Regions from separate parts of the Homo sapiens genome. Here regions 1 and 3 are each linked to region 2. A link is an interaction called in ENCODE POLR2A ChIA-PET data of the cell type or tissue named here. Cell type or tissue: CD4-positive, alpha-beta T cell. All regions are shown on one strand. Each heading gives the region's core, and the rest is flanking DNA. Links, peaks and the distances in the headings are about the cores only.

The links. ChIA-PET counts read pairs that join two places held together with the same protein. Peaks named below come from ENCODE experiments on the same cell type or tissue, not always from the same donor. Only the 100,000 strongest peaks of a DNase experiment are listed, where the experiment ranks them.
Region 1: POLR2A ChIA-PET joins it to region 2 with 26 read pairs; 20 of 35 experiments call an interaction of 5 or more read pairs at or near these places.
Region 3: POLR2A ChIA-PET joins it to region 2 with 65 read pairs; 29 of 35 experiments call an interaction of 5 or more read pairs at or near these places.

What each region holds. Positions count from the first base shown.
Region 1 is chr16:70,293,498-70,303,905 of GRCh38, reverse strand. It overlaps DDX19B (DEAD-box helicase 19B), which reads right to left and starts at 4,720. Exons shown (of 12, transcript NM_007242.7): 1 at 4,552-4,720. The coding sequence starts at 4,608. RefSeq lists enhancers at 4,645-4,874, 4,606-4,900. In CD4-positive, alpha-beta T cell, for the core only: no CTCF peak of the experiment used is centred there; DNase peaks (open chromatin) are centred at 4,385 and 4,675; H3K4me3 peaks cover 1,640 bases; H3K27ac peaks cover 1,376 bases.
Region 2 is chr16:70,376,175-70,383,651 of GRCh38, reverse strand. It overlaps ST3GAL2 (ST3 beta-galactoside alpha-2,3-sialyltransferase 2), which reads left to right. Exons shown (of 7, transcript NM_006927.4): 5 at 417-462; 6 at 728-847; 7 at 1,790-7,477. The coding sequence ends at 1,963. Among named protein-coding and RNA genes, the nearest start is that of DDX19A, 33 kb to the right of the region's middle. RefSeq lists enhancers at 2,131-2,190, 2,221-2,390. In CD4-positive, alpha-beta T cell, for the core only: a CTCF peak has its summit at 2,549 (motif pointing left); DNase peaks (open chromatin) are centred at 2,181, 2,991 and 3,561; H3K4me3 peaks cover 2,459 bases; H3K27ac peaks cover 2,590 bases.
Region 3 is chr16:70,449,333-70,458,374 of GRCh38, reverse strand. It overlaps FCSK (fucose kinase), which reads right to left and starts at 3,780. Exons shown (of 24, transcript NM_145059.3): 1 at 3,745-3,780. LOC124903708 (a long non-coding RNA gene) reads left to right here and starts at 3,839. Exons shown (of 2, transcript XR_007065104.1): 1 at 3,839-4,057; 2 at 4,908-5,338. In CD4-positive, alpha-beta T cell, for the core only: no CTCF peak of the experiment used is centred there; DNase peaks (open chromatin) are centred at 3,764 and 4,014; H3K4me3 peaks cover 1,829 bases; H3K27ac peaks cover 446 bases.

The DNA.
Region 1 (10,408 bases), core at 2,269-7,268, 82 kb after region 2:
TATCTTGGAACACAAAAAGAACTAATCATCTAAAAATTGATAAATTAGGCCGGGCGCGGTGGCTCACGCCTGTAATCCCAGCACTTTGGGAGGCCGAGGTGGGCGGATCCCAAGATCGGGAGGTCGAGACCATCCTGGCTAACATGGTGAAACCCCATCTCTACTAAAAATACAAAAAAAAATTAGCCTGGCGTGGTGGTGGGCGCCTGTAGTCCCAGCTACTCGGGAGGCTGAGGCAGGAGAATGGCGTGAGCCTGAGAGGTGGAGCTTGCAGTGAGCCGAGATGGCACCACTGCACTCCAGCCCAGGCGACAGAGCAAGCCTCCGTCTCAAAAACAAACAAACAAACAAAAATTGATAAATTAGGTTAATCAAAGTTGAAAATGTCTATTATTTGAAAAGTACTGTTGAAAAAAGACAAGTTGTAGTTTGAGAGAATATATGCAAAACATATCCGATAAAGGACTTATCATGCCTGTAATCCATCTCAGCACTCTGGGAGGCCCAGGTGGGCGGATTGCTTGAACCCAGGTGTTCCAAGACCAGCCTGGGCAACATGGCAAAACCCTGTCTCTACAAAAAATACATACATTAGCCAGATGTGGTGGCGCATGCCTGTGGTCCCAGCTACTCTGGAGACAGGGTGGGAGAATCCCTTGAGCCCAGGAGGTGGAGGTTTCAGTGAGCCAAGATCATGCCACTGCACTCTAGCCTGACTCTAGTCTGGGTGACAGAGTGAGACCCTGTCTCAAAAAAAACAAAAACAAAAACAAAAAACAGAACTTCTATCCAGAATATATAAAGAAACTTCCCAACTAAAAACAAAAACAATCCTACTTTAAAAATGGGCAAAAGGTTTGAAAAGCCACTTCAAAGAAGTTACATACATGGCAAATAAGCACATGAAAAGATTGTCAACATCATTAGTCATTAGGGAGATATATAAGTTAAAACCACAATGAGACACCAGCATGTACCTATTAGAATGAAGGAAACTGACAATACTGTGCAGGGAAGGGTGTGGGGCAGTTGAAGCTCTCATCCATTGCTGTTGGAAAAGCAGAATGATACACTTTGGAAAATAGTTTGGCACATAACTTACAAAGTTAAACACATACGACATAACACAGTAAATCCTACTCTTTGATATTGACTTTACCCAAGAGAAATGCAAACATATGTCCATACAAAAATCTGTACCTTAATGTATAGAGTAGCTTTCTTCATATTGTCTCAGACTGAAAATTACTCAAGTGTCCATCAATAGAAGAATAAGCAAACTGTGTATATATATCCACAGTGGAATTCTACTCAGCAATAAAAAGGAATGAACTACTGATACATGCAACTTGGTTGAATTCTAAATGCATAATACTAAGTGGAAGAAGCCAGACTTTTCAAAAGGTTATATATTATATATATGATTCCATTTTATGACATGTTGGAAAAGGCAAAACTATAATGACAGAAAACATATCAGCAGCTGCCAGAGAAGGGTGAGGAGAGGGAGTGAACTACAAGAAGTTGTAGTTCTTTGTAGAGAGGGTTTATGTGTTGCCTGTGGTGGTAGTTACACAACTGTATGCTTTTGTCAAAATTCATAGAACTGTACACTAACAAAGTTTAATTTTACTCTGTGTAAATTATACCTCCATAAACCTGACTTTTAAAAAAATTAAAGGGCTGGCCAGGTGTGGTGGCTCACGCCTGTAATTCTAGGACTTTGGGAGGCTGAGGCATGCGGATCACTTGAGGTCAGGAGTTCAAGACCAGCCTGGCCAACATGGTGAAACCCCACCTCTACTAAAAATACAAAAAGTAGCCAGGCATGGTGGCACATGCCTGTAATCCCAGCTACTCGGGAGGCTGAGGCAGGAGAATCGCTTGAACTCAAGAAGCAGAGGTTGCAGTGAGCCAAGATCGTGCCATTGCACTCCAGCCTGGCGGACAAGAGCGAAACTTCATTTCAAAAAAAAAAAAAAAATTAAAGGGCCAGTCCAACAGATCCAACATTCATCTAATAAGAGTTCTGGGAAAAGCTATGCAGTGGTGCGCACCTGTAGTCCCAGCTACGAGGGAGGCTGAGGCAGGAGGATCACTTGAGCCCAGGAGTTCAAGGTTGTAGTACACTATGATTCTGCCTGTGAATAGCTACTGCACTCCAAATTGGGCAACATAGACAGACACTGTCTTAAAAAAAAAAAAAAAAGAGAGAGAGAGAAAGAAAGAGAGAAAGTGAGTTCTGGAAAAGAGGGAATTAAGAAAAAACAAAGAAGAAGAAATCAGCAATGAAATTATTCAGGAAAAGTTCTCATAACTGAAGAACAAGAGTTTTTCAGATTGAAAGTACCCACACCCAGGGGCCAGTAATATGGATGAAAATACACCCATACCAAGACATATTACCATAAATTTTCTGAATATTAAAGACAAACAGAAGATTCTCCAAGCTTAGAAAGGGGAAAACAAGTCACATCAAGAATCAGGATGGTCTCAAACATTTCAACAACAAATACAGAAATCTAGAAGGCAATGGAACAATACATTTAAAATTTGGCAGGAAAATAATTTTCAACCTACAATTCTATACCCAGCCAAACTATTATCCAAATTACAGGGCAAAGTTAGATTTTTTAAGACATGGAATATTCTTAAAGTAATTTACTTCCCGTACACCTCCAGAAAGCTGACAGATGGCTGCACTAAAATAAGGAATAAATCAAGAAAGATGGAAAAGTAGGGGTACAGAAAGGAAGGGATCCAAGAGATCCAAAAGACAAGAGAAAGGAGGAAGGAATCTGCAGAATGAGGCTGAAGGGAAATTTGCCCTGTTCCCTCTATTCCCCAATATGAACTGTGCTCTAAAGACAGGAGTAACTAGTCCAATTTGAAGCAGACTTAAAGGCCTAGGAGAAATGGAATTGATAGAATACTTGATGAGTCTAAGCATCCTGAGATAAACTTAGACAACTGGAAGACAGTTTGGGGTTGAATTGATAATTAAGAAAAAAAAATGAAGCATAAACATAAGGCAATTAAGAATTCCAAGTAAAATAAATTTTATAGAAAAGTAAAGGGCCAGGCAAAGTGGCTCAGGCCTATAATCCCAACACTTTGGGAGGCCGAGGTGGGAGGATGGCTTGAGCCCAGCAGGTCAAGACCAACCTGGGTAATATAGTGAGACCTCGTCTTCACAAAAAATTAAAAAGTTAGCTGCATATGTTGGCACATGCTTGTAGTCCCGGTTACTCAGGAAGCTGAGGTGGGAGGATCACTTGAGCCTGGGAAGGGGAGGTTGTAGTTGGCAAGAGATGGTGTCAATGCACTCCAGCCTGGGTGACAGGGCAAGACCCTCTCTCAAAAAATATATGTAAAGAAAGAAAGAAACAGAAAAAAGAGGCTGGATGCAGTGGCTCACACCTGTAATCCCAGCACTTTGGGAGGCTGAGGCAGGTGGATCACTTGCACGCTGGAGTTCGAGACCAGCCTGGGCAACATGGCAAGTCCCCATCTCTACAAAAAAAATACAAAAAGTAGTTGGGCATAGTGGCACATGACTACAGTCCCAGTTACTCAGGAGGCTGAGGTGGGAGGATGGCTTGAGCCTGGGAGGCAGAGACTGCAGTGAGCCAAGATCACTCCACTGCACCCTAGCCTGGGCAACAGAGTGTGACCCTGTCTCCAAAAAAAAAAAAGGAGTTGCCTCTGGGGAGGAAAAAAATTGGCGGGAACCGTTGTTTTTAAAATAACTTCACTCTTTAAACAATGTGTATATACAACTTATTTTTTATGAGCTATAAAAAATAAAAGACAAGGTTCTTATTCTTGAGGAAGTCATAGCAATAAGTACTAACAGAAGTAGGTTCAAAGCCTACTAGGATTTAAAGTGTTTCGGTGGGAGAAATTAATTCTACGCAGTAGTGTTTAACACATCTCTTGCTTACCATGTGTCAGGTCCAGAAAAAAAGAACAAAGTGAAGCCGATGAGGAAAGGATTTGCTGACTGCCACACCTACTGGGTCCATCATTTATCACTGAGGAAGCACACAAATATGAGCAAAGACATGGTCCCTGAGCCAAAGAAGCTCTGAATGTAGAGGTGGAGAATGACACCTAAAATAACTATTACAAACCGGGGCGGCCAGGAACAATGGCTCAGCCTGTAATCCTGGTGCTTTGAAAGGCCGAGGCAGGAAGATAGCTTGAGACCAGGAGTTCCAGACTAGCCTGGGCAACCTAGCAAGACCATGTCTCTATTTCAATTAAAAACAAACAAAACACAATCTAGGGTGATGGGTGCAATCTATGATTCTTCCTGGTTCCAGGAAGACAGACAGGCAGCTGAGCGCTTTACCGATAGGAGCACTCACCTGCGCTTACGTAACGCGGAGGCGGCTGCGTAAACAAAGCCAGCTCAGGGTCCAGGCTCCATCCCTATCCTCCCCGCCACCCCATCCAGCCTCTAATCAACCTGGGAAACATTCTTTCCCAGGGACCAAGTCTCCGACCAGAACTAGTCCCCTGACCCTTTTAGGGCTGAAGCCAACTCACCGACTCAGCCGCAGCTTCCTGCTCGTCCACCGCCAGGGCCCATGAGTCAGTGGCCATGGTCCCAGGCGCGGGTGGGACGCTCGTGCTGGTGGATTCGAGGGATGGCACGAGGGATCGTGGGCTCCGGGGGTTCGCGGCAGGCTCTGCTCCAGCCCCACTACAAGGCTGCAGACCGGAAGCGGCGCGCCACAGTGACGTCGGAGGCCACTCCTGTTTGGCCACCCTTTGCCCACTTGAGGCTGTCGATTCTGTTGCCCTCAGACCCGTACCCCTCAACCCCGGGCAGAGCAAGCTTTCCTATCAAGCTGAGGTAGTTATCTTAAAATGCCTAAGCTCTGGTTAACTTGGATCTCCAACCAAAGAACAAAATCAGATTCCCGCCCAACACAGTGGCAGAGTAGGCACTAATACAGATTGAACAGATTGAATATATCAAAACAGAAAACCATTACCAATAGTCACCAAAATGCAAAACAAGCACAGAGCTGTTTCCCTTTTCAGATTGGTAATTTAAAATGTCCAGATGTTGGCAATCAGCCCTGACAACCCATTTGGTTAAAAGTCCACTTGACCACTATGCAATCTTGTTAGGCATGTAACAAAACTGCACCTGCACTCATAAATTTGTACCCCAAGAGGAGGAATTGCAGCTCTCCTATGTAAGCGTTGTAGAATCAGGAGAATGTTAAAAAGGAAGAAAACAGACGGTGCGGTGGCTCATGCATGTAATCCCAGCACTTCTGGAGGCCGAGGCGGAAGGATCACTTGAGCCCAGGAGGTCTAGGCTGCAGTGAGCCATGACAGGGCCACTGCACTCCAGCCTGGGTGACAGAGCAAAACTCTGTCTAGGAAAAAAATAAATAAAATTAAAATAGTAAAATAATTAAATAGAGCTAGGTGTGGTGGCTCATGCCTGTAATCTCAGCACTTGGGTTTTTGTTTGTTTTTTGAGATTGAGTCTGGCTCTGTCGCCCAGGCTGGAGTGCAGTGGCACGATTTCGGCTCACTGCAACCTCCACCTCCTGGGTTCAAGAAATTCTCTTGCCTCAGCCTCCCAAGTAGCTGGGATTACAAGCATGCGCCACCATGCCCAGCTAGTTTTTCTATTTTTAATAGAGATGGTGTTTCACCATGTTGGCCAGGATGGTCTCAATCTCCTGACCTCGTGATCCGCCTGCCTTGGCCTCCCAAAGTGCTGGGATTACAGGCGTGAGCCACTGCACCCGGCCTTTTGTTTTTTTAAGATAGAGACAGATCTTGCTGTGTTGTCCTGGCTGGTCTCAAACTCCTGAGCTCAAGTGATCCTCCCACCTCCACCTCCCAAAGTGCCAGGATTGGCCAGGCACAGTAGCTCACATGTGTAATCCTAGCATTTTGGGAGGTGGAGGTGGGAGGATCGCTTGAATCCAGGAGTTTGAAAACAACAACATAGCGAGGCCTTATCCTTACACAAGAAAAATTTAAAAATTAGCCAGGTGTCGTCGCACATGCCTGCAGTTCCAGCTACTTGGGAGGCTGAGGTGGGAGGATCACTTGAGCCCAGGAGGTTGAGGCTGCAGTTAGCAGTGTTTGTGTCACTGCACTCTAGTCTGCGCAACAGAGTAAGACTCTGCCTCATAAACAAATAAATAAATAGGAAGAAATATCTTGGGCTTTTAGTAGTTGTAAAATAAGGATTAAATGAAAGAACTGCTTTCTCCTAACTAGAATCAAAGAAGCTTCTCTTCCCTTGTTACTTCCCTAGAAAGAAACTAGGCATTTTCCTACAATCTGAAAAAAATGAATCCCAACCTCTTTCATTTTGCCAATATTATACAACAATAAGTTAATTTCAAGCCATGAGGCCGGGCACAATGGCTCACACCTGTAATCCCAGCACTTTGGGAGGCCAAGGTGGGTGGATCACCTGAGGTCAGGATATCAAGACCAGCTTGGCCAACATGGTGAAACCCTATCTCTACTAAAAATACAAAAATTAGCCAAGCATGGTGGTGCACACCTGTAATCCCAGCTACTTGTAAGCCTGAGGCAGGAGAATCACTAGAACCCGGAAGGCAAAGGTTGCAGTGAGCCGAGATCATGCCATCACACTGCAGCCTGGGCGACGAGTGAAACTCTGTCTCAAAAAAAATAAATAAATAGACTGGGCACGGTGGCTTGCACCTGTAATCCCAGCACTTTGGGAGGCCAAAGCAGGTGGATCACGAGGTCAGGAGATTGAGACCATCCTGACCAACATGGTGAAACCCTGTCTCTACTAAAAATACAAAAATTAGCTGGGTGTGGTGGCATGCACCTGTAGTCCCAGCTACTTGGGAGGCTGAGGCAGGAGAATCGCTTGAACCCGGGAGGTGGAGGTTGCAGTGAGCCAAGATCATGCCACTGCACTCCAGCCTGGACGACAGAGCAAGACTCTGTCTCAAATAAATACATAAATAAAAACAAACAAACAAAAATCAAGCCATGGTGGGTTCTCTGTGGAATTTTACCAGTACTGTAAGAGTAAAAACGTTTTGAGAAAGGGTAAAGCAGTTCCAGAGAACATTCTACTTGCTATGATTATTTTTTCCTGCACTCTCACAGGGTTAACTGGAGAAGACGTTTTTGTTTTTTGTTTTTGACCTTACACATGAGGATGTGCTAAAAAGAAAAAGGCAAACACCACCTTGGTAGCCATGACCTACATCTCATCAATTCAGAAGCAACCCTGGGGATATTTTCCCAGATAAATTATATTGTTTCACAGGGCTAGAGGTTAATGAAATTTGCAAAACATTTTAATGAGGTTAAAAATTACATCGCCCAAGTTGCAGGACCGTATATAGTAGGTTCACTTGTACAAAACAAACAGGAACCCCCACCCCAAAAGCCCCCAAGCTCCCATATATGCTTTTATACACTATGGAAAATGCCTAAGAAGACCGGAGCAGTGGCCTGTGTCTGCAGTCCCAGCTACTCCTGAAGCTGAGGTTGGAGGATCGCCTGAGCTCAGAAGTTCGAAGCCAGCCTGGACAACATAGTGAAACCATCGCCTCTTAAAAAAAAAAAAAATGTGGCCAGGTGCGGTGGCTCACGCCTGTAATCCCAGCAGTTTGGGAGGCCAAGGTGGTGGATCACGAGGTCAGGAGTTCAAGATCAGCCTGGTCAAGATGGTGAAACTCTGTCTCTACTAAAAATACAAAAATCAGCTGAGCATGGTGGTGGGTGCCTGTAATCCCAGCTACTTGGGAGGCTGAGGCAGAGAATTGCTTGAACCCAGGAGGCAGAGGTTGCAGTGAGCTGAGATCATGCCACTGCACTCCAGCCTGGGCAACAGAGCGAGCCTCTGTCTCAAAAAAAAAAAAAAAAATGCTTAAGATACACACAAAACTGATAACCATGGCTGCCCCTGGTGAGGGCCTCTAGAAGGGTGGGGGTGGATTGAGTATGCTTTATCCTCTGAAATTATTTTCCATATGCATGGTTTTTTTTAAATTAGAGACAGGGTCTTGCTATGTTGCCCAGGCTGGAGTGCAGTGGCTATTCACAGGCACCATTACAGCACATACTATATCCTTGAACTCCTGAGTTCAAGAGGTTCACCTGCCTCTGCTTCCCAAGTAGCTGGGACTACAGGTGTGTGCAGCTGTGCTTGGCTCCATGTTTCCCTTTTAAAAATGTATTTCAGACAAACAAGAAAGGGTATAACAAATACTTAGATTCCCACCTCAAAACTTAATAAATAAAATTACTAAGGTCCAATTGATAATCTCCGTATACTCATCCCAGGAAGACAGCAGCTATGCCAAATTTGGTGTTTATCCTTCCCGTACACGATTTTAGCATGTGTTTTTTCTTCTACTAAATAAATATGCAAGCCTGGGCAACATAGGGAGACCCCGTCTCTACCAAAAAAAAAAAAAAATTTTTTTTAAGTAGCTGGGCGTGGTGGCGTGAGCCTGTAGTCCCAGCTACTCCTGAGGCTGAGGTGGGAGGATCACTTGATCCCAGGAGTTCAAGGCTGCAGTGAGTCGTGATCATGCCACTGCACTCCAGCCTGTCTCAAAACAAAACAAAAAACAAAAAAACTTAAAAATAGCATCGGGGTTTCAGACTCTCCTAAGTTCACCCCCAATACACCTGCGCTTTGTGAGACTCCGGCTAAGAAGGAACCTGGTTTCCAAAGCGGGCGTGGAAAGAAGAGTGTTCGGGGAATAAGAGCATCTGGATTGGAATTCAGCCTCCTGCATTTATTCCCACGTGAGCCTAGCCAGTCTCAGTTTCCCCTGAAATCACAGGAAGTACCCACCTCACAGATGGCGGATTCTAGATCACAAGGCTAAGACCTTGGGCCGAAGCCTCGAGAAATATTGTTATTCCTCTACCCAGGAGTAGGGGCGAGGAAGGCACCTAAACGTGGGAGGAAAGGGTCTGGCTTCTACCCTCGCAGATACTCACGTCGCCCACAGGCAGGGTGATGGGAAACCGCCGCAGGGCGCGATCTTGGACGCGCCCGGCAGCCCCAGCCATCGCGGCTGAGCATGGCAGTTACACTCCAACAACCGCTGCTCTTGGCACTGGCCAAGCCGGAGCCTCATTGGCTGAGGCCTGGAAATCCTGTCAGCCAATCAGCTGAGGGGACGGTACAGCGCTCGGGCACGCGCCCCAGGAACTCTGGGGGCCAAAGACAAGCGCAAGCCTCCCGCAGAGGGCTTTGTTTCCTGCTAAATGTCTGGCTTCCTGGTGAGACTGGGAACTCCATGAGGGCAGGGCAAGATCTTTAATCTTGATCCTCAGTGACTAACACATAGTGGTCACTCATTTGGTGAATCATGAGCCATTAGCATCTCCCCCCGTGGGTCAAACTTTTTAAAAATTTTGCATCTGAACAAATAGGTGCAGACGCACATCCTCTAATCTAGACCCTTGGTATTCCAAGTATAATCTCTCAGCAGCATAGATATCGCCTGAAGCCTGTTAAAAATGCAGGCTCTCGGCCGGGCACGGTGGCTCACGCCTGTAATCCCAGCACTTTGGGAGGCCGAGGCGGGTGGATCACGAGGTCAGGAGATCGAGGCCATTCTGGCTAACACTGTGAAACCCCGTCTCTACTAAAAATACAAAAAATTAGCTGGGCGTGGTAGCGGGCGCCTGTAGTCCCAGCTACTCGCAAGGCTGAGGCAGGAGAATGGCGTGAACCCGGGAGGCGGAGCTTGCAGTGTGCAGAGATCGCGCCACTGCACTCCAGCCTGGGCGACAGAGTGAGACTCCGTCTCAAAAAAAAAAAAAAAAAAAAAAAAAAATTCAGGCTCTCAGGCCCTACCCCAGACCTATTCAATTTAGCAATATTTTAAGATCCTAGGTGATTCCTTTAGCGTTTTATGGTCTGAAAAGTACATTAGACAAAAAAATTATAATATGCTCAATTGAAATATTCCTTTAGAGGTTCTTAAAAATTCAGCCTTGGCCGGGCGCGGTGGCTCACGCCTGTAATCCCAGCACTTTGGGAGGCCGAGGCGGGTGGATCATGAGGTCAGGAGATCGAGACCATCCTGGCTAACAAGGTGAAACCCCGTCTCTACTAAAAATACAAAAAATTAGCCGGGCACGGTGGCGGGCGCCTGTAGTCCCAGCTACTCGGGAGGCTGAGGCAGGAGAATGGCGTGAACCCAGGAAGCGGAGCTTGCAGTGAGCCGAGATTGCGCCACTGCAGTCCGCAGTCCGGCCTGGGCGACAGAGCGAGACTCCGTCTCAAAAAAAAAAAAAAAAAAAAAAAAATTCAGCCATCCCCATTTGACTTAGTACCAAATAAGCCAGCATTGTAAACCCATTTTATAGATGCTAAAAGTAGCTAAGATGCCATGGGAGAGTTAAGAGT
Region 2 (7,477 bases), core at 1-5,000:
CCTTTCTCCTTTCCCTTCTTTTCCTTTCTCCTTTCCCTTCCTTCCCTTTCCCTTCCCCTCCCCACCCCTCTCCTTTCCTTTCCTTTCCTTTCCTTTTTTTTTTTGACAGTCTCACTCTGTCACCCAGGCTGGAGTGCAGTGGTGTGATCTCGGCGCACTGAAACCTCAGCCTCCCAAGTAGCTGGGATAACAGCTGTGCTCCACCACACCCAGCTAATTTTTGTTTTTTTAGTAGAGATGGGGTTTCACTATGTTGGTCAGGCTGGCCTCAAACTCCTGGCCTCAGGTGATCCGGCTGGCCTCGAACTCCTGGCCTCAGGTGATCCACCTGCCTCAGCCTCCCAAAGTGCTGGGATTACAGGTGTGAGCCACCGTGCCCAGCCTGAAATGTTATCTTTCTTTCTTTTTGCTTACAGCACCTACGCCCCAGTGAAGTCCTTCCTTCGAGTGGATAAAGAAAAGGTAAGCTCCCCACTTCTTCCCCACCTCAGTGGAAACAGTGCTGGCCCAGCCTGTGTGCCTGGTCCTGTAGCTCAGGTGTTCCATTTCCCCTGCAGAACCTCAGGGTCCCCATCTGCCGAGATGCCTGACCCTAGCAGGTGCCACACGATTCAGGAGACACAGACGCACAGGTCTCTGACAGGCATAGACAAGTAGAAGCTGCTCAGTCTAGCCTGAATCTCTGCCCCTAAACCCCTCATATACCTGTCATCCCTTCTCCTCCCAGGTCCAGATCTACAACCCAGCCTTCTTCAAGTATATCCACGACAGGTGGACAGAGCATCACGGGCGGTACCCTTCCACGGGGATGCTGGTGCTTTTCTTTGCCCTGCATGTGTGTGATGAGGTGGGTAGGCCCGTGGTGTGGGTGGTGGGAACCCATGGAACAGAGGAGTGCAGGCCTTCTCGGGTCTTAGCAGGCTAACAGAGGAATGTGCTTCTGTAGGCAGAATCCATGTGGCCTTGGTTTCCCCCATCTCTAGGCTGTAAAGTATAGATATGCCTTTCCCAAACGTTTCTGCTTTCATGATTCTACCAAATCCAAAATCTCTTCATTAAAAAGTTATTGGCCGTGCGCGGTGGCTGACGCCTGTAATCCCAGCACTTTGGGAAGCTGAGGCGGGCGGATTACTTGAGGTCAGGAGTTCAAGACCAGCCTGGCCAACATGGTGAAGCCCCATCTCTACTAAAAGTACAAAAAATTAGCCAGGCGTGTTGGGGCACGCCTGTAATCTTAGCTACTCGGGAGGCTGAGTCAGGAAAATCGCTTGAACCCAGGAGGCGTAGGTTGCAGTGAGCCGAGATAGCGGCATTGCACTCCAGCCTGGGCGACAGAATGAGACGCTGTCTTGAAAAAGAAAAGAAAAAAAAACATAAATAGAATGGAGAGTGTATGTAGTTGAATTTCAGCTGGACGACTGCCCCCACCAGCTCTGAGCCCCAGGCCTACTTCGTGTAAAAATGGAACTCAGTCGTTCAGAGAACCCGTTCCACCAGTGGCCAGGGCTGCCTTGCAATGAAGAGCAGGGCTGAGGCCCGGCAAGTGCTTCACTGAGTGGTGCTGATCAAAGTACTCCATTAAAAAAAAAAAAAAAAAAAAGGAGGAATTTGCAAGGGCTGCAAAGGGAAGGTGGTGTCCCCATGTGAGTCCATGTCCTTAGGCCAGGCCTGGGGGCTCCTGCATCTCCCCGGGGCCTCCCGTCCCCTCTCCTCCCTGTCATCCCGAGCCCGCCCCGCGCCATCCTCCAGGTCCCCGCCTGGGGTGACGCTCCGCTGCGCTTCCCCGCAGGTGAACGTGTACGGGTTCGGGGCCGACAGCCGGGGCAACTGGCACCACTACTGGGAGAACAACCGGTACGCGGGCGAGTTCCGGAAGACTGGCGTGCACGACGCGGACTTCGAGGCCCACATCATCGACATGCTGGCCAAGGCCAGCAAGATCGAAGTCTACCGGGGCAACTGAGCCGGGCCTCGCCGCGACCCTTCCGGCCCATCTATCGGGCACCGGGGCTCCGGCCCGGGACCCAGGACCAGCAACCCGCGACCAATCATGCTGCAGCCCAGGGGCGTCTGCTGTGCCCCGCCAATCACGAGACTGGGGGACCGGCCGGGCCTGGCACCAATCTGCGCTGCGGTCGGGCGGAGCTTCTGTTTCTCCCAGCCAATCATGTGACTCAAGGAAAACTTCCGGCGCTGTGTCCAGTCTCCTCCAATCAATGGCCTTCGGGGGCGGGCCAGCGGCCGCTCAATCCCCACTCCCTCATGCTTTGGGTTAGGGTTTTCTTTCACGCTTTCTGAGGAGGAGAGCATGGCGCGGGCCTCGGCGAAGCACTTCCGTCAGCCTCGGGCGGAGGATCGTCTTAGTAGCTGGCCAGACCTGGAGGAGAGCGGGCGGTCTTTGCGGGCCTCAGGAGATAGGTGGCCGCCCGGCCCCTTTCCCCGCCTGCCCGGATAGGTGCGTGCAGACCCACCAAAGAAAAGCGGTCGCTGCGGGACCCCCAGTCCCACCTCGGCCGCGCTGTGGGATGGCTGCGCCCCCAGGGCTTCCTGCGTCTCCAGGAAGCCGGGAGTGGCGCCCTCTGCGGGGTGGGGTGCTCCCGGGCCGAACTCCGGACAGGTGGAGGGGACAGGGCAGAGCTCGAGGAAGCCCTGTCCCCTTCAGTGCAAGGTGCTGTCACTCACGTGTGCCCTCGACCCTCCCGTTCACCCGCAGCCTTCTCAGCGCCTCTCCCTGGGCCGGAGGCCTCCTCACCAGCCTACCTGTTGCTCTGGAAAAAAATCCCGTCCCCCGACTCCGTCCCTACCCCCAGTCTTCGGCCGGCTCTGGCCCCTGGGGAGGGGGCTGCACGGCGGAAGGAGGCTGGCTATGGGCCCGGCTGCCCGCTGCATGTACCTCCTCCTCCACCCATCGCCTCTTGCCTGGGGGTAACTTTGCCTGGGGCTCATTCTTTGGTTAAGCTGAAGCTGCCGTGGGTGGCCAAACCGCAGATTCTTTGCAAATTCTGAGCTGGCAGAGCTCGCAGCCGGGAGCCGGCCGGGGAAGAGGAGACTTGCGCGCCGCAAGCCGCCTGCCTCCACCCTGCTCTCCATCTCCCGCTCTAGAAGGGCTGGGAAGCTCGCGGCCGGGGTTCCACCTGGAAGCTGCTTGCATGGCTGAACCCAGCTTAGGTCCCTGACGGGGCTGCTGGTGGAATTCTCCCCCTTCGAAGCTGGGGAGGTTTAGGAGGGGGAAGGCTTCTGTGAAGCTCTCAAACCACTAATAGAGCCCCCTCCCCAACAGTGACGGCGCAGATGCTCCCCCTTTTCTTAGTTGACACCACCAGGCAGCTTCCTGGCCGTTGGTAGGTTCCTGCAGCTGGCTGAGGGAACAGGGACCGGCAGGGGACTTTGTTAGGGGAGGGTTGGGATGGGCAGTGGGCCCCTGAAAGTTAATATATTGGAACCTAGCTCGAGTGTCGTTCTTTCCAATTCCGAAAGTAGAAAGAGTAAAAATAGGGGTGATTGGGGTGGGGTTAGTAGAATGCCTCTCTCAGGGCGCTCCCCCCTCCCCCACCGTTTTAGAGAGCTAGGCCTCAGCCAGTCTTGCCACTCCCATCTCAGTGCTTCCTGAAGAGGCTGTTTTGAGTGTTGATGAAAAGCAATGCAATTATGCCAAACAGTATTGAGCAGAATAATTTATTTCTTTTTTTTCTTTTGCTTTAAATCATGAATCCCGCCAGGTACGGTGGCTCACACCTGTCATCCCAGCACTTTGGGAGGCCAAGGCGGGCGGATTACTTAATACTTAAGGTCAGGAGTTCGAGACCAGCCTGGCCAATATGGTGAAACCTCGTCTCTACCAAAAAAAAAAAAAAATACAAAAATTAGCCAGGCGCAGTGGTGCGCACCTGTAATCCCAGCTACTTGGAAGGCTGAGGCAGGAGAATCCCTTGAACCGAGGAGGCGAAGGTTGCAGTGAGCCGAGATTGTGCCACTGCACTCCAGCCTGGGCGACAGAGCAAGACCCTGTCTCAAAAAAATTAAATCATGAATCCCCATCCTGGAAGAGGTAGGTCCCAGCATCCAGCCAGATTTTCTGCAATAGTAATTTAAACACACTTTTTTATTTCCTTCCCTTTCTGAATTAAAAGGAACAAAAAACTGTCTAGTCCTTCATTGTTCTGAAATGGGCATGATGGAAGAAGGCGGGTCTGGTAGGATAGCTGTGACTGATAATGGCTGAGAACGTTGGGGGATATGGGAGGGGCGAGATGACTCCCAGATACCCTCCCCCACCTATACAGGAGGCACCTCATTCCTGGACTCTGCGCTCCAAGACACTGAAATCTGAGCGGGTACAAGCATTTTGGTTAAAAATCAGCTCGTTGTCGCCTCTTGAGTTTCCTCCAGGAGAGGAGTTCATTGGAGAGGATTCCTGGTAGCAGCTCCTCGCAGTGGCTGTCCTGTAACCACTTTGGCCTCTGTCAACATGATGTCTCCAGGTATCCATCAGGCTCCGATACATTTGGGTGGCCACAGGCTGGGCTGTCCCCACCTCTCAGGGAAGTGCATCTAAGTCAGGTTTTCCCCTCTGGCACAGCCCTGCCTCCACAGCCCAATTTCCACCATGCCACAGGCAACCCGCATTTTTATTTATTTAATTTATTTATTTATTGAGACAGAGTCTTGTTCTGTTACCCAGGCTGGAGTGCAATGGCCCGATGTCGGCTCATCCCAACCTCCACCTCCTGGGTTCAAGCGATTCTTCTGCCTCAGGAGAGTAGGGAGTAGCTGGGATTACAGGCATGCACCACCACTCCCGGATAATTTTATATTTTTAGTAGAGACGGGTTTTCTCCATGTTGGTCAGGCTAGTCTTGAACTCCAGACCTCAGGTGATCTGCCCGCCTCGGCCTCCCAAAGTGCTGGGATTACAGGCGTGAGCCAGTGTGCCTGGCCGATTTTTTTTTTTTGAGACTGATTCTCACTCTCGCCCAGGCTGGAGTGCAGTGGTGGGATCTCGGCTCATTGCAAGCTCCGCCTCCCGGGTTCACGCCATTCTCCTGCCTCAGTCTCCCGAGTAGCTGAGACTACAGGTGACCGCCACGATGCCCGGCAGTTTTTTTGTATTTTTAGTAGAGACGGGGTTTCACTGTTAGCCAGGATGGTCTCCATCTCCTGACCTCGTGATCTCCCCGCCTCAGCCTCCCAAAGTGCTGGGATTACAGGCGTGAGCCACCGCGCCTGGCTTTTTTTTTTTTTTTTTTTTGAGATGGAGTCTTGCTCTGTCACCCAGGCTGGAGTGCAGTGGCGCGATCTTGGCTCACTGCAACCTCCGCCTCCCAAGTTCACCCACCTCAACCTCCCGAGTAGCTGGAATTACAGGGGTGTGCCACCACACCCAGCTAATTTTTGTATTTTTAGTAGAGACGGGGTTTCACCATGTTGGCCAGGCTGGTCTCGAACTCCTGACCACAGGTCATCCACCCCCTTTGGCCTCCCAATGTTTGACCACACCCAGCCCATAATAGATTTTTAAAACTCCTATAAATATCATTCTACTTCCCTTTATTGCTAAAATGGGAGCTTTTTCATCCAGTTTTTTGGGTGTGTTCCAAATATTTTGTTAAATTTCCCGTCTATTGCTGTTATTGTTTCCATTTATTTGCCCATGTGAGTTGATACCTTTTTCATTCCTTTCCCATAGCTTTAGTGACGTTGTGGGAAGGGAAGTTAGGTAAGTGATGTTTCATCTTGTACTTACTAGACACCTTTTTCTTCCTTGATTTCCTGAGTTCCCTGCCTCCACAGGTGTGTTTCACTCCTGGTTGCTTATATTTTTTTATTTTTGAGATGGAGTTTTGCTCTGTTGACCAGGCTGGAGTGCAGTGGCATGATCTCGGCTCACTGCAACCTGTGCCTCCTGGGTTCAAGCGATTCTCCTGCCTCAGCCACCCAAATAGCTGGGATTACAGATGCGCACCACCATGCCCAGCTAATTTTTGTATTTTTAGTAGAGACGGGGTTTCACCATGTTGGCCAGGCTGGTCTTGAACTCCTGACCTCGTGATCTGCCCACCTTGGCCTCCCAAGGTGCTGGCATTACAGGTGTGAGCCACCGTGCCCGGCCTCTGGTTGCTTATTTAACCCCTTTGTCACGATGGAGGCTTTTCTCTTTTTTTTTTTTTTTTTTCAGATGGAGTCTCTCTCCATTGCCCAGGCTGGAATGCAGTGGTGCTATGTCCGCTCACTGCAAGCTCCGCCTCCCGGGTTCACACCATTCTCCTGTCTCAGCCTCCTGAGTAGCTGGGATTACAGGCATGCACTACCACGCCCGGCTAATTTTGTATTTTTAGTAGAGACGGGGTTTCTCCATGTTGGTCAGGCTGGTCTTGAACTCCTGACGTCAGGTGATCCGCCTGCCTTGGCCTCCCAAATGGTAGGATTACAGGCGTGAGCCACCAGACCCTTTTTTTTTTTTTTTTTTTTTTTTTAAGAGACAGGGTCTCCTGTCGCCCAGACTGGTGCAGAGCTCACTGCAGCCTCAAAAACTCCTGGATTCAAGTGATCCTCCCACCTCAGCCTCCAGAGCAGCTAGAGCCTAGCTAAAAAATTTTTTAAAAACATTTTATGGCCAGGCACGGTGGCTCATGCCTATAATCCCAGCATTTTGGGAGGCTGAGGCAGGTGAATCACGAGGTCAGGAGTTCAAGACCAGCCTGGCCAAGATGGTGAAACCCCGTCTCTACTAAAAATACAAAAAATTGGCCAGGCTTAGTGGCAGACGGCTGTGATCCCAGCTACTCGGGAGACCGAGGCAGAGAATTGCTTGAACCTGGGAGGTGGAAGTTGTGGTGAGCCGAGATTGAGCCACTGCACTCCAGCCTGAGCGACAGAGTAAGACTCCGTCTCAAAAAAAAAAAAGTATTTTACCCATCCACAGGCAGCAGACAAGGAAGTACCTTCTGTGACTGTCTGGCAAGGTCAGAGGCATCAGGGAAGGTAAAATACTGAAACTATATTTTTAAAAATAAAAGTATTCCCTTTTGAGTGTGAATTAGGAATCAATGCCCCTTCTCACTACTTTTGTGAAAAAAATCACAGCTCCTGCAGCAAGTCTATGCCTGGGTAACAACCAACCCACAAAATCCAAGAGGAGGTCCCCCTCTCCCGCCTCTGTGAGGCTTGAGGAGCAGTATGTATCTGGGCCAGCCTGGTCCTCAGAGTGTGGAATTAACACCTTTCCTCTAGCAACTGTTTGTGCTGCTGAGAACAGCACAGACTCTCTGGCAGCCTGGTTCTCTCCAGAGGGAAGCCTGTGAAGCAGAAGAAACATATGGCATCTGCACTCAGGGCGCCCAGTTCCATCCGGCCTTGCTATAAAATGACTTTGCCTTTCCTTTTTTAAAATTACAAAAATAATTCAACCAATACATAAACATATGAAGTGAATCACGGAGGGCCTTCCTGCGATATCTTTTTTTGCCTACCATTTGTC
Region 3 (9,042 bases), core at 1,009-6,008, 74 kb before region 2:
CAGCCTGGCCAGCATGGTGAAACCCCATCTCTACCAAAAATTCAAAAATTAGCCAGGCATGGTGGCGGGTGCCTGTAATCCCAGCTACTCAGGAGGCTGAGGCAGGAGAATCGCTTGAACCTGGGAAGCGGTGGTTGCAGTGAGCAGAGATTGTTCCACTGCACTCCAGCCTGGGTGACAGAGTGAGACTTTGTCTCAAAAAAAAAAAAAAGAAAGAAAGAAAGAAAAAAAATTAATAATAGCCACTAGGACTGAGCACTCTGGACCACAGTTAAGGTGCTGTGATTTTTTTTTTTTATCTTGACAACACCCTTAGACCCTGCAAGATAAGTATTATTATCTCCTATTATCTCCACTTCACAGAGGCCAGGAGACGCTATAGTCAAAGTTGCAACACACCTGGGTCTTTTGGATCCTTATTCAGGTGATAGTGATAATGATATCTGGTCCCAAGCAAAGGCACTGAAAGACAGCAAGAGGCCAGGTGCAGTGGTTCACACCTGTAATTCCAGCACTTTGGGAGGCCAAGACAGGCGGATGGCTTGAGCCCAGGAGTTTGAGACCAGCCTGAGCAACATGGCAAACCCCATCTCTACCAAAAAAAAAAAAACAAAAAACCACACACATACAAAAATTAGCCAGGCACAGTGAATGTGCCTATAGTCACAGCTACTCAGGAGGCTGAGGCGGAAGCATTGTTTCAGCCCTGGGGGCAGAGGTTGCAGTAAACTGGCACCAATACATTCCACCCTGGGTAACAAAGCCAGACCCTGTCTGAGGAAAAAAGAAAGAAAGAAAGAAAGAAAGAAACCCTTGAAATGGCCAGATGTGGTAGCTCACATCCGGAATCCCAGCACTTCGGGAGGCCAAAGTGGGCAGATCACTTGAGTTCAGGAGTTCAAGGCCAGCCTGGCCAACATGCCAAAACCCCATCTCTTTTAAAAGTACAAAAATTAGCCGGGTGTAGTGATGCGCGCTTGTAGTCCCAGCTACTCAGGAGGCTGAGGCAGGAGAATCACTTGAACCCAGGAGACGGAGGCTGCAGTGAGCCAAGATCACGCCACTGCACTCTAGCCTGGGCAACAGAGCGACTCTGTCTCAAGAAAAAAAAGAAATGCCCCAGAGAGTCCAATGGCCCAGAAGTTCTGAGCCCAGTCTTCATCTCAGCATAGTGATAGAGAGACATGGGCAGGTGACAGGTCATGGCCAGAGTGGGGAGAGTATCCCTTACTAATGACAGGGGCAGAGGAACAGTCCTGGGTTGCGTATCAGTCCCAAAAGGCTCTGTCCCCATCTCTACCTCTTCCTGCTTCCTGTAGGATCCTGAGCAAGTTACTTAATCTATTTTTTTTTTTAAGATGGAGTCTCGCTCTGTCACCCAGGCTGGAGTGCAGTGGCGCAATCTTGGCTCACTGCAACCTCCGCCTCCCAGGTTCAAGCCATTCTCCTGCCTCAGCCTCCCGAGTAACTGGGACTACAGGCGCGCACCACCATGCCTGGATAATTTTTTGTATTTTTAGTAGAGACGGGGTTTCACCATGCTGGCCAGGCTGGTCTCAAACTCCTGACCTTGGGATCCGCCTGCCTCGGCCTCCCAAAGTGCTGGGATTACAGGCGTGAGCCACCATGCCCAGCAGTTACTTAACCTCTCTAAGCCTCAGTTTCCTAATCTGAAATTTAAGGCCAAAGACATCAACCTCCCAGGACTGTTTTCAGCATGAAATACAATGTAAAGTATGTGGCACACACCAGTGGCTCAATGAATGATAATCCTTCCAGCCAGGCAAGGAAGCAGGAGAGTTTAACCTGTCCCTGAAGGAGGAAGGACTGGAAGCTCTCAAACATTCTCTGAGTTAAAGACTGTCCTGAAGAAGAAAAAAATCAGGGAAGGCCTCGGGAATCAAGCAAGGCTGAGGGACATCCCCTGAGAGATTAACAAAAAAGGTAAAATGATACAAGTAGCTAATACATATGGAGTGCTTTTTCAGGCACTATGGCAAAGGCACATCAGTGTCACTTCATATGACCCACCCAACAGTCCTAAGAATTGGTTCTTATCTCACTGAAGCTCTAGACAAGAAAACTGTAGTTTAAAAAGCAGAAACATAGCTATTAGGTTGGTGCAAAAGTAATTTTGGCTTTTGCCATTGCTTTAATAGCACAGGCAGGCTAGGCTTTTGTTTTGTTTTGTTTTGTTTTTGAGAAACAGGGTCCGGCTCTGTCACCAGAGGGCGGAACGCAGTGATGTGATCACAGCTCACTGCAGCCTCAAACTCCCGGGCTCCAGCGATCCTCCCATCCCAGCCTCCCAAGTAGCTGGGACTATGCATGAGTCCTGCTAGTTTTTTATTTTTTGTTGAGATGGGGCCTCCCTTTGTTGCCCAGGCTGACCTACAACTCCCGGACTCAAGTAATCCTCCCGCCTTGGCCTTCCTAAGTGTTGGGATTACAGGTGTAAGCCACCATGCCTGGCTTTTTTTTTTTTTGAGACAGTCTCCCTCTGTCGTCAGGCTGGAGTGCAATGGCGCGATCTCGGCTCACTGCAATCTCCGCCTCCCAGGTTAAAGTGATTCTCCTGCCTCAGCCTCCCAAGTAGCTGGGATTACAGACGTGCACCACCACGCCCAGCTAATTTTTGTATTATTAGTAGAGAGGGGGTTTTGCCATGTTGGCCACGCTGGTCTCAAACTCCTGACCATAGGTGATCTACCTGCTTCCGCCTCCCACAGTGCTGGGATTACAGGCGTGAGCCACCTCGCCCGGCCTTTTTTTTTTTTTTAATTAATAGTTTGCTGGAGTTACACAATCTCAAGAGGTCCTGAGAAAGTGTGCCCTAAGGCCCTAAGGTTCTTTTGTTGTTGTTGTTGTTGGTTTGTTTTGTTTTGTTTTTGAGACGTAGTCTCGCTCTGTCGCCCAGGGTGGAGTGCAGTGGCGTGATCTTGGCTCACTGCAACCTCCATCTCCTGAGTTCAAGCGATTCCCTCGCCTCAGCCTCCCAAGTAGCTGGGATTACAGGCATGAGCCTTGGCGCCCAGCCTCTACCCACTTTCAATACAGCCTCATCTGCTGAGATCAAGTTGAAATATTTTTTAGTGTCCTCAGCCCCACGCTGTCCAAGACTGGGATAGGGTTGGGGAGCCAGAGATAGAATAAAGTACTAAGAACTCTTCATATGAACCTTTTGAAGACAGGTGGGTCAGGGACTGCACATTTTAGAACTTTAAAGAGGAAAAAAAGGCTCACGGAGGACTCTGACTTGCTGCCTTCTAAATAACAGACCGAAAGAAGTTACTTGGGAGTAAAATCGTTTTGTAAATTACCCAAGAGCACATCATTGAGATTTGTGCATAATACTGAGCCCTGGCCGGGTAAACTGAGAGAGGAGAAGCGGCCTCAAAGTAAAATCAGAGCAGCGCCGGCATCCAGGGCCCCACCTGCCTCAGGGTGAGGATCCTCTGAGGCCCGCATCCCTCCCGGTCCCAGCTGCCAGCAGGTCCGGCCGCACCAGCCGGGTCGCGGGGCTCCCCTTGGAAGACCCAGGCCAAATGGACGCGGGAGCGTAGAAACACCTGTGGGCTCCCGGGGCACCGCAGAGCTCCCGGGGACTCTTCCCTGTCAGGACCCGGGCGGCCCGCGGGTCGACTCGGTGCTCCCAGTCAGGGAGGGTGCACCGGAAAGCTGAGGGGGCGCAAGGGGCGCAAGGGGCGCAAGGGGCGCTGCGGCGACCCTCGCGGACTGACGTACCTGCCGTCGCCCGGCGCTCGGCGGAGCGGGCTCTTTAACGCGAGGCTGCGCGACCCTCGCGGTGCACTCCGGGAAGTGTAGTTTCACCTCCGCGCCCCCCCAAGGCCGAGCCCCCGTCCGGCAAAAAACACGGTCGGAGCCACCGCATAGGCCAGCGTGGGTGGCCGGGGCAGCGCTTTCCTGAAGGGCAGCGGGGCTGCAATCCAGAAGGGAGATGGGAAGGGGGCCGCTCCAGGACCCACGAAACTACAACTCCCAGAGGACCGAAGCGCCTTAAAGACAGAGGCCCGTTTTCTGGGACTCCGGGATCCAGGTTAATAGGTTAATGTGTAGCTTTTTTGTTTGTTTTCTCGTTTGGGTTTTTTTTTTTTTTTTTTTTTAACACCTTCTGGACGGCACCAGGAGCTTCCGCTTTCCTCTGGAGAAAAATCCACTGATGGAGGAAAAAAAAAAATCACGCTTTGCCCAAGCGGAAGCAGCTGCCATTCGATTTGCAGTTGGAAAGGTTTGCGCTGGTTTCATCACGTGGATCCTTTGGGAAGAAACTTTCCAACTCCGTAATGGGGAGGGGATCTGCGGACCTTTTGGGAAAGTTGTGAATGGCAGCATTGATTGTCATAGATGACAATTGGAAATACTCTGAGTGTCTCTCTCTAGGTTACTATGTGAAAGGAAAATAAATCTCAGGACCCCAAAGTCACTAAGTCAAAGGGAAAAGTCAAGCTGAGAACTGCATCAGGGAAACCTACCTCCCATTTTATTCTTAAACAAGATAACTACAAAGATAAAAAAGCTAGATATGGCCTGGCCCTCACAACTTGCCCACTAGGAAATTCCTTGTGTGCCCCCAAATCTGTACCCTAAAACAGTTGTGTGGAATTTCAGTGACAATGTAAATTTATAGCTTATCTTCACAGGTGCTGGGCTTTGACAGCACTGAAAGTCATCTCTCAGCTCACCTGAGACAAATGCATATCTCATTGCTTCCTCTGCCCTATGTTTATTTTTTCTTATGTAAAAATGCATATTCACTGAGCTAGATGAATGCATAAGTGACTAGTCCTCTATCCCCCTCTAACATGTGAAAGGCTTATCAAAGACTCAGAAGAATGCAGCCATTTGCCTCTTACCTACCCATGCCTTTTAAAAATTTCCTCTTTCAGGCCAGGCACGGTGGCTCGCACCTGTAGTCCCAGCCCTTTGGTGAGGCCGAGGCGGGTGGATCATGAGGTCGGGAGTTGAAGACCAGCCTGGCCAATATGGTGAAACCCCGTCTACTAAAAATACAAAAATTAGCTGAGCGTGGTGGCGCGCACCTGTAGTCCCAGCAGCTTGGGAGGCTGAGGAAGGAGAATCGCTTGAACCCGGGAGGCAGAGGTTGCAGTGAGCTGAGATTGCACCACTGCACTCCAGCCTGGGCAACACAGTGAGGCCCTGTCTAAAAAAAAAAAAAAAATTCCTCTTTCCCCAATATCTGACCTTTCCCCTTTAAATATTGAAGCCCTCAAAATCATCTTTGGAGAAAGGTACAGACCTGTCTCCCAGGTGCACACATTCTTAACTTTGGCAAAATAAACTTGTAAATTGATTGAGACCAGTATCTGGTGCTTTTTGGTTTACAACTGGAAAACTAAACTAGGCACATCCATGCAAGACAGATGCTCTATATGTTCAGTAGGGAGTGATGTTCAGGACATCATGTTAAGGGAAAAGCAGCAAGTTGTAGAGCAATATGTATGGGAAGCCCCTCAAATAAAAAATAATGTTTATGGACAGATAGTGTGTGGATACACAGGAACAGGGCTGGAAGCGAACGCATGCTAGGGAGAGACTGCTAAGCATGGGGACAAGCGGGGAGAACTTGAGCTTTATCTGTATTGTTTGAATTTTTCTTACAAGAATGTACTTTCCAAATCTGTTGTTAATAAGGAGCCTAAAGCTGGGCACAGGTGCTCACGCCTGTAATCCCAACACTTTGGGAGGCCAAGGTGGGAGGATGGCTTGAGCTTGGGAGTTTGAGACCAGCCTGGGCAACATAGCAAGACCCCGTCTCTAAAATATATATAAATTAGGGCCGGACGAAGTGGCTCATGCCTGTAATCCCAGCACTCTGGGAGGCCAAGGCAGGCAGAAAACTCGGGGTCAGGAATTCAAGATGAGCCTGGCCAATTTTTTTGTTATTGTTGTTGTGAGACAGAGTCTCACTCTGTTGCCCAGGCTGGAGTACAGTGGTGTGATCTCGGCTCACTGCAACCTCCGCCTCCCAGGTTCAAGTGATTCTCTTGCCTCAGCCTCCTGAGTAGCTGGGATTACAAGCATGTGCCACCACGCCCAGCTAATTTTTGTATTTTTAGTAGAGACGGGGTTTCACCATGTTCAGGCTGGTCTCCAACTCCTGACCTCAGGTGATCCACCCACCTCGGCCTCCCAAAGCGTTGGGAGTACAAGCGTGAGCCACCGTGCCCAGTCAGTGGCCAATTTTTTTTTTTTTTTTTTTTTTGAGATGGAGTCTCACTCTGTCTCCCAGGCTGGAGTGCAGTAGCACCATTTCGGCTCACTGCAAGCTCTGCCTCCCAGGTTCATGACATTCTCCTGCCTCAGCCTCCTGAGTAGCTGGGACTACAGGCACCCGCCACCACGCCCAGCTAGTTTTTTGTACTTTTAGTGGAGACGGGGGTTTCACCGTGTTAGCCAGGATGGTCTTGATCTCCTGACCTCATGATGCACCCACCTCGGCCTCCCAAAGTGCTGGGATTACACGCATGAGCCACAGTGCCCGGCCGCCAATGGCCAATTTTTTAAATACAAAAATTAGCCAGGCGTGGTGGCAGGAGCCTGTAATTCAGTTATTCGGCAAGCTGAGTCAGGAGAGTCATTTGAAGCCAGGAGGCGGAAATTGCACTGAGCTGAGATCGTGCCACTGCACTCCAGCCTGGGTGACAGAGCGAGATTCTGTCTCAAAAAACAAATAAAATTTAAAAAAAAATAAATTTACAAAATAATGAGGCTGAGAGGCACTGAGGTCAGTCACAATGGAGATGGACCCTGCTCTAACTCTGTGTAACCATCTATAAAGTAAGTTAATAATAGTATCAAATATCTGAGATTGTTGTGAGGGTAGGATAAATGCTTGACTCCATAGTAAATACTCAAAAAGTATTAACCATTATGATTATCGTCATTATTCCCATCCTGCTCCATTAAAGCAGGATGTTTGGTTTGTTCACCATTGTATCCTCAGGCCTTAGAACAGTGCTGAGGACATGGTAGTGAGAGGTGACAGCGTGCTGGTAGTCCTCACAGCCCTCGTTCGCTCTCCGCGCCTCCTCTGCCTGGGCTCCCGCTTTGGCGGCACTTGAGGAGCCCTTCAGCCCACCGCTGCACTGCGGGAGCCCCTTTTTGGGCTGGCCAAGGCCGGAGCCGGCTCCCTCAGCTTGCAGGGAGGTGTGGAGGGAGAGGCGTGGGTGGGAACCGGGGCTGTGCGCGGTGCTTGCGGGCCAGTACGAGTTCCGGGTGGGTGTGGGCTTGGCGGGTCCGCACTCGGAGTAGCCGGCCGACCCTACCAGCCCCGGGCAATGAGGGGCTTAACACCCCGACCAGCGGCTGCAGAGGGTGTGCTGGGTCCCCCAGCAGTGCCGGCCCACTGGCGCTGCGCTCGATTTCTCGCCCGGCTTTAACTGCCTCCCCGCGGGGCAGGGCTCCGGACCTGCAGCCCGCCATGCCTGAGCCTCCCCAGCCACGCCGTGGGCTCCTGTGCCGCCAGAGCCTCCCCGACGAGCGCCGCTCCCTGCTCCACGGCGCCCAGTCCCATCGACCACCCAAGGGCTGAGGAGTGCGGGCGCAGGGCGCAGGACTGGCAAGCAGCTCCACCATGCAGCCCCAATGCGGGATCCACTGAGTGAAGCCAGCTGGGCTCCTGAGTCTGGTGGAGACGTGGAGAACCTTTATGTCCAGCTCAGGGATTGTAAATACACCAATGGGCACTCTGTATCTAGCTCAAGGTTTGTAAACACACCAATCAGCACCCTGTGTCTAGCTCAGCATTTGTGAGTGCACCAATCCACACTCTGTATCTAGCTACTCTGGTGGGGCCTTGGAGAACCTTTGTGTCGATACTCTGTATCTAACTAATCTGGTGGGGACGTGGAGAACCTTTGTGTCTAGCTCAGGGATTGTAAACACACCAATCAGCGCCCTGTCAAAACAGACCACTCAGCTCTACCAATCAACAGGATGTGGGTGGGGCCAGATAAGAGAATAAAAGCAGGTTGCGGAGCCAGCAGCGGCAACCTGCTAGGATCCCCTGTGGTATTGGGGAGGTCTTGTTATCTCGCTCTTGGCAATAAATCTTGCTGCTGCTTACTCTTTAGGTCCCCACTCCTTTTATGAGCTGTAACGCTCACCGCAAAGGTCTACAGCTTCTAGTCTTGACGCTAGCAAGACTAGGAGCCCACCGAGAGGAACCAACAACTCCCGACGCACTACCTTAAGAGCTGTAACTCTCACCGTGAAGGTCTGCAGCTTCACTCCTGAGCCAAGGAGACCACGAACCCACCAGAAGGAAGAAACTGAACACATCCGAACGTCAGAAGGAACAAACTCCAGACGCACCACCTTAAGAGCTGTAACACTCACGGCAAGGGTCCGTGGCTTCATTCTTGAAGTTAGTGAGACCAAGAACCCACCAATTCCGGACACAGTAGGTGGTTAAAAACAATTGATTGGCCAGGTGTGGTGGCCCACACCTATAATCCCAGCACTTTAGGAGGCCGAGGCAGGAAGATCACCTGAGGTCAGGAGTTCGAGACCAGCCTGGCCAACATGGTGAAATCCTCTCTCTACTAAAAATACAAAAATTAGTTGGGCATGGTGGTGGGTGCATGTAATCCCAGCTACTCAGGAGGCTGAGGCAGGAGAATCGCTGGAAGCCGGGAGGTGGAGGTTGCAGTGAGCTGGGATTGCACCACTGCACTCCAGCCTGAGCGACAGAGCGAGAGACTTTGTTTCAAAAAAAAAACCCAATTGGTTGAATGAATGAAGAGCAACCTTCTGCTCAGCTCTCGCCACCCACCTTCTCCTCACACTGTCTGCTTCCCTCAGTCTTCTCCCACTGGAGTCATTCTCCATCTACACTTGGCCCAGGTCTCATCCTCCTTCTCCCACTTCAATGCCTGCTGTTTCTTCTGTGAACCTAGGAGGCCTCCAGGGAGGTGATGAACTGCCTCTCACTGTTGCTGTTCTCAGCAATGCAGGTCCTGGGCTCTGCAGTGAAGTGGGAAGTAGGGATGCCTGCAACTG